2 separate regions of the Mus musculus genome follow, and region 1 is linked to region 2. The links are chromatin loops, found by intact Hi-C in ENCODE. Cell type or tissue: heart. All regions are shown on one strand. Links, peaks and the distances in the headings refer to the core of each region. The heading gives the core; the rest is flanking DNA.

Region 1 (2,810 bases), core at 85-2,584, 130 kb before region 2:
TAGACCAGGCTGGCTTTGAACTCAGAAATCCACCTGCCTCTGCCTCCCGAGTGCTGGGATTAAAGGCGTGTGCCACCACACCCAACAGCTCTCTCTTTAGAAAAAAAAATTATATATTTTTAGACAGGGTCTTACTTGTAGCCCTGCTGGACTAGAGCTTGCCATAATAGACCATGTTGGACTGGAACTCACAGTATTCCCCTGCCTCTGCCCCCTGCATGACAGAATTAAAAGTGTTGGCCACCATGCCCACCTTCTAGTTCTCTTTGTCCAGGACCATAAGTCCCATTACTTTCCCCACACCTCCACTGAGAGCTGCGATCCCACTGCAGGCTCCCTGGGAGAGCTTTTTCACAGCTGGAGAAACCAAAGTACTGAAAGTTAGTATAGGGTCACAGTGCCTAAGACCCTGACCCTGGTGAACAAAGAAGCTTCCTGATCTGTCACTACCTGCACATACTTGTTATGTGGCGACAGCAGAGAGACAAGAACAGAAAACTTGGACATGAGGGTGGGTGGCCTTTGCTTGTATTTCCTTGGAAGCACATGATATCAGGTTTGTCCAGCTCAAGGTGTGTGTGTGTGTGTGTGTGTGTAGAGAGAGACATTGGGTGGCATTACCCCAGGACATTTCCCAGGGTGCATTTGAGCCCATCAGAGTGAGGGTAGATGCCAATGCAGACTCAGCAAAAGGAACCCCACAATTCTCAGTTGGATATCCGGGTCTCTCAGCGGTGGCACGTGGTGTTCTGCATGCATGCCTGCTTTCACACTTCCCCTCCCCCACCTCAGAGTCTGCTTGTCTTTCTCACTTCCCGATAATTACACCTTCCTCTCTGAATCACACCTTCCTTGGTCATAGGTCATAAGTAAGACGTTGTGTAGGTGCCATTTGATGCTTTGGGTCTCAAAAGCCTACTGCTATACCATGTCCGTTTCCTCTGTCTGCACCACCACCTGGCCAACTGTGAGAGAGAGGGCTGCCTCAGTGTACTTCAGTGAGAAGTGAGAGGGCTGCCTCGGCTGCCTCAGTGTACGACGCTCACCTTTTTTTTTTTTAAAAAGATTTATTTATTTTATGTATATGGGTACACTGTAGCCGAACAGATGACTGTGAGCCATCATATGGTTGTTGGGAATTGAATTTTTAGGACCTCTGTCTGCTCCAGTCAACTCTGATCACTCAGTTCCTGCTCGCTCCAGCCCAAAGACTTTTATTATTATACATAAGTACACTCACTGTAGCTGTCGTCAGATCCCTTTGTCGGGTGGTTGTGAGCCACCATGTGGTTGCTGGGATTTGAAATCAGGAACTTCAGAAGGGCAGTCAGTGCTCTTACCCGCTGAGCCATATCACCAGTCCCACACTCACCTTCATTGTAACATAAGCTGCTGCTGGCTTGTCATAAGTGCTCACAGCCTGTCGGGGCTAGGGAACACTCAGCCATGGATACCCATGACTTTGTTCATCTAAATTTCTTGAGCTTCCTCTGCCTCAGTTTCCCTACTGGGATGCCACAGTTGGGGAAATATGTGTCCAGCAGTTTTGCAAGTCTTGCCTCTGGGAGGCACAGAGGGTAGCTACCTTTGCTATTTACATCTGCCTCCAGCCTCTAGGGGGTGCTAGAGAACTGTTTCCAGAGAACTCTCGGTGATTTATTGGAATTTGCCATTCTGGACTAGGTTGGTAATTCTGAGAGGTGGAGTCAGTTTGTCTGCTCCAGCCATAAAATTCTTCTGGAGGGGCCTCTCAGGAAGGGCGGCTACTGACCTGGGGCTATGGGTTATGCTGGTTCTTCGTTGCCCCTCCCTCACAGGAGGCCTGGGAAGGAAAGGTTTCACTTTCGAAGGATGAGATGGCTAAACAGAAAGGCCCTGTCCAGTCATTTGCAATCAGACTTCGCCTGGTGGTTGCTACACTGACTGACTTGAGGGGGTGTCAGGGGTGTGGGGACCTCTGGGAAGAAGATCCTGGAGACCCAACAGTAGTTGGTGAGGAACCACCATGACTTGGTTTCAGAGTCCGCTGGTTTGGAGCAGAAAGGTAGGAACTGTATCCTGCCCATTCTCTCGTCCTGCTTCCCCAGACCTCTGACTCTGTCTTCTCTTTCCGCAGGAAAATTACGGCACCAGCTGGGAGCTGCAAATGCCTGTGGGGGTCCCAGTTGCTGCTGGTGTCCTGGCCCTCCTGGCCCTCCTGGCGTTGGCTTACCATTGTCTCAAAGAGGTACCTTCCTTCTCCTGACTCCATGCCTCTGCCCACAGCCATCTCCTTAGAACCTTCTCCTCTCTTTCTCATGACTCTCTCTGTGCCCAGGCCTGGAGGTCCAGATGCCAGCAGCCCTTGCCATGAGGGCTGGAGGTGTCCTCAAACTGGAGAGAGCTACAGCTTGTCTTCATCCACAGCCCGGGTCAGGGCCAGCTGGCGACCCTCTCTTCAGAGCCTCATGGCCCTCTACAGCCTTCCCTACTGTCCCTCTGAAGACCCTACTGGTACCAGGACAGCCCCTCGGCTTTGGGTCTGAAGAGACCTCCGTGTTTCAGAGGAGGTCGTGGTATTGGCCAAGCACCCTGCACCTGTTAATGTGGATGAAGGATTGAATCCATGGGAGGAGGGTAATGTGGGGTGAGGGCTGGATCCTCATCCCTCGGGTGTCAGGCATGAGGGAGGGGACACACTAGCAGAACTGTCTGTTGTCTCTGGGTTGTGGCATCAAGGCTTTCTCTCCCCAGAGTCACCTCAAGAAGTCAAGGCCCTGGTTACTCCATCTTAGCAGTAGCCTGTTCCTCTGGGGGTGCGGTAGGGGTGA
Region 2 (2,810 bases), core at 17-2,516:
CTGACCCAGTCCCCCTGCTACTGTTTCTCACTCTGGCCTGGGCTTCCTCTTTGCTGAGGCCTGCCTGAGCCCACACGTGTACGTCACACCTGTGAGGTCAGGGTGTGTCTCTTTTGTATCTTGCTTGCTAATAAACCTGTTAATATTTTCCTATCTTTCCTTGAACTCTGATGGCCTCCTGTTGAGGCCCCTCCATTTCTCTCAATCCAAGACCTCTATCTAACAGTAACCTCTACAATCCTGACCCACCTACATTAGCCACGTTTTGGTTGCAAACAGTAGCATCCTCTCTGTTTAGTGCAATTACAAAAATCACTATTTGTGGTTGGGTGTGGTGGCACCTGCAACTCCAGAACATGGGAGACGGAGACAGGAGGATCGTGCATCTTCTGCAAGCACCAGTACCCAGGAGAGTGAGGGGTTGTGGTCCCTGCTCCTAACAGCACAGGCTGAGTTCTCTTAGTACATCAAATGGGCGCTCACAGCTACATGGTGGCTCACAACCATCTGTAATGGGATCTGATGCCCTCTTCTGTCATGCAGGCAAACATACAAATAGAACACTCATACATAATAAAATACATAATACATAAATAATTTTTTTAGATGGTGGCAGGGGCTGGGGAAATTGCTCAGTGAGTCTTTCCTGTTTTCTTTTTGAGACATGCTCTGAGGTTCTCTGGCCACCTCTCCTTCCTGGTCCTGGAATCACAGCACCCACAAACCTCATCTTTTGTTGATGAGGGACCAGTACATAGTGTGCCTGGCACTGCACCAACACAGGACGAACGCTCAGACTCCTCGGGACCCGGCCATGCCTCACAGCACCGATCAATCCCCATAGGGGCAAAGCCAAGGAGGTTCACCTTCTGTTCTGTATCGAAGTGTCTAAGATCAGAAGGAGATGGAAGGCAACAAGAGGGACATGAACTGAAGTCCCTAGGAAATTCTAGGAGGTTCCCTGACTAGGCAACCTCACTCTGACCCATCAACCATCCATGTGTAAGCCAGGGCCTGAGGTCATGGGAAAAGCCAAATTCCCTGCTGGGTGACCACATAGATTAGCCTCCTGCATGTCCATCGCTGACCACCAGGGGACAGCCATGGCCTTGCATATTTACATCTAATAGTTAATTTCTGGAAAAGTTGGTGAGGCCACAGGGGCTAAGTGGAAAAGAGGCAGATGGTGGCTCAAGGGAACATGTCAAAAACAAAAGGAAGATCACAGCTACCAAGTGATCCTTATGTGTACGGTCAGGAGCCAATGGCATGCTGCTGAGAGACTGGAAAGGGCAGCCTTCTAAGTAGAGAAGTTTACGGGAAGCAGAGAGCTGGGAGCCTAGGGGTGGGGTGGGGAGGGCAGGCCCCCACAATGGAGAAGATGGTGATCTGGACGGGGCAGATGTCTGAGGAACCCTCAGTGGATGGGATGTTGGTAGTGAGTCGGGCATGGGGATAGATACATTAACTAGAACAGGGCTTTGGAACTTTCTGCACTTTTGACCTTTTGACTATTTTTCCCTGAATGGGGTGGTGTTTTTGTCTGTTTGTTTTAAAGAGATCTATCTGTAAATTTTAATTATGTGTATGCATGTGTCTCCATGTGGAGCTATGTACGTACATTGGAGGACAATTGCGTGCAGAAGCCGGAAAGAGTGTTGGATCTCCAGGACCTGGAGTTACAGGCAGTTTTAAGGAACTGCCATCTGGTGGAAGTGCTGGGAATTGAACTTCCTTGGCTAGAAAAGCAATTATGCCCTAACCACTGGATTATCTTCCCAGGCCCTCAATGGGAAATGATTATGGGACTCTAGTATATGAGTATGTAAAATAGTTGTACAAATGCACTGATAATAGATAGCAAAGAACCATATTTTAAAACAGTTATTTGGTATATGCAAGTTTTACCATTTAAAACTATTTATTCACGTGTGTTTGTGTGTGTTCTTAGGGAGGTCAGGAGGAGGTCTCAGATCCTCTGCAGCTTGTGAGACACTGATGTGGGTTCTGGGGACAGAACTCTGACCCTCTGGAAGGGCAACAAGAATTCCAGCCCCCTTTCACCATTTAAAAATGATTTATTTGTTTATTATGTATTTTATTGTGCACAAGTGTTCTGTTTGCATATATGCCTGCATGACAGAAGAGGGCATCAGATCCCATTATAGAGTGTCATGAGCCCCCATGGTTGCTGAGATTTGAACTTGGGACCTCTGGAAGAGCAGCCAGTATTCTAAACCACTAAGCCATCTCACCAGCCCCCTTTCACCATTTTTAAAAGAGTGCAAATCTGTGTGCTAATTGAGATACTTATTTCTCTACAATCCAAAGATACAACTCCTGTATACCTAACATGCTGAAGAATGACATGGGAAAATATTTTGTTTCCTGTAATTAAACTATTACTTTTCCATAAGAGCAGAGCACATTGTGTGCACAGCAACAACCATTGCAGTTAAGAGCATACAATAGTCTTGAATCTGAGCCCAGGCACTTCAGGCAGCTTTTCTTGATGTTGTGTGGTACAACATGTGCAGGACTCAAAGCACATTGTGTGTTTAGAATGGAGACTACAGTGAGGTCCCAGGATACGGTGTGGACAAGGGCCGCCAGAGGTCCCAGGATGCAGTGTGGACAAGGGCTGCCAGAGACACTTCACCTTCCTTATGAGTTTCATTATTTAGTCATCACACTCTCAGAAATCTTTTACGTGTGACACCCCCACTCTCACATCCAGTTCCACCTAGCTAGGTGTTTGAATGTGCTAAGCATTGTCCCCCACTGTCCCTTTGTTCCCAGTTGATCTTGGG

The links. Peaks named below come from ENCODE experiments on the same cell type or tissue, not always from the same donor. Only the 100,000 strongest peaks of a DNase experiment are listed, where the experiment ranks them.
Region 1: a loop joins it to region 2, with 9 times the contacts of the local background. A loop is called at or near these places in 2 of 42 quality-filtered maps.

What each region holds. Positions count from the first base shown.
Region 1 is chr17:23,747,484-23,750,293 of GRCm38, forward strand. 9530082P21Rik (RIKEN cDNA 9530082P21 gene) reads left to right here and starts at 1,753. Exons shown (of 3, transcript NR_015472.2): 1 at 1,753-2,227; 2 at 2,318-2,616. In heart, for the core only: a CTCF peak has its summit at 1,609 (motif pointing right); DNase peaks (open chromatin) are centred at 1,738 and 2,488; H3K4me3 peaks cover 583 bases; H3K27me3 peaks cover 1,025 bases.
Region 2 is chr17:23,872,967-23,875,776 of GRCm38, forward strand. Prss21 (protease, serine 21) reads left to right here. Exons shown (of 6, transcript NM_020487.4): 6 at 1-147. The coding sequence ends at 68. Among named protein-coding and RNA genes, the nearest start is that of Prss21, 6.3 kb to the left of the region's middle. In heart, for the core only: CTCF peaks have their summits at 1,086 (motif pointing right) and 1,727 (motif pointing left); a DNase peak (open chromatin) is centred at 1,075; H3K27me3 peaks cover 27 bases.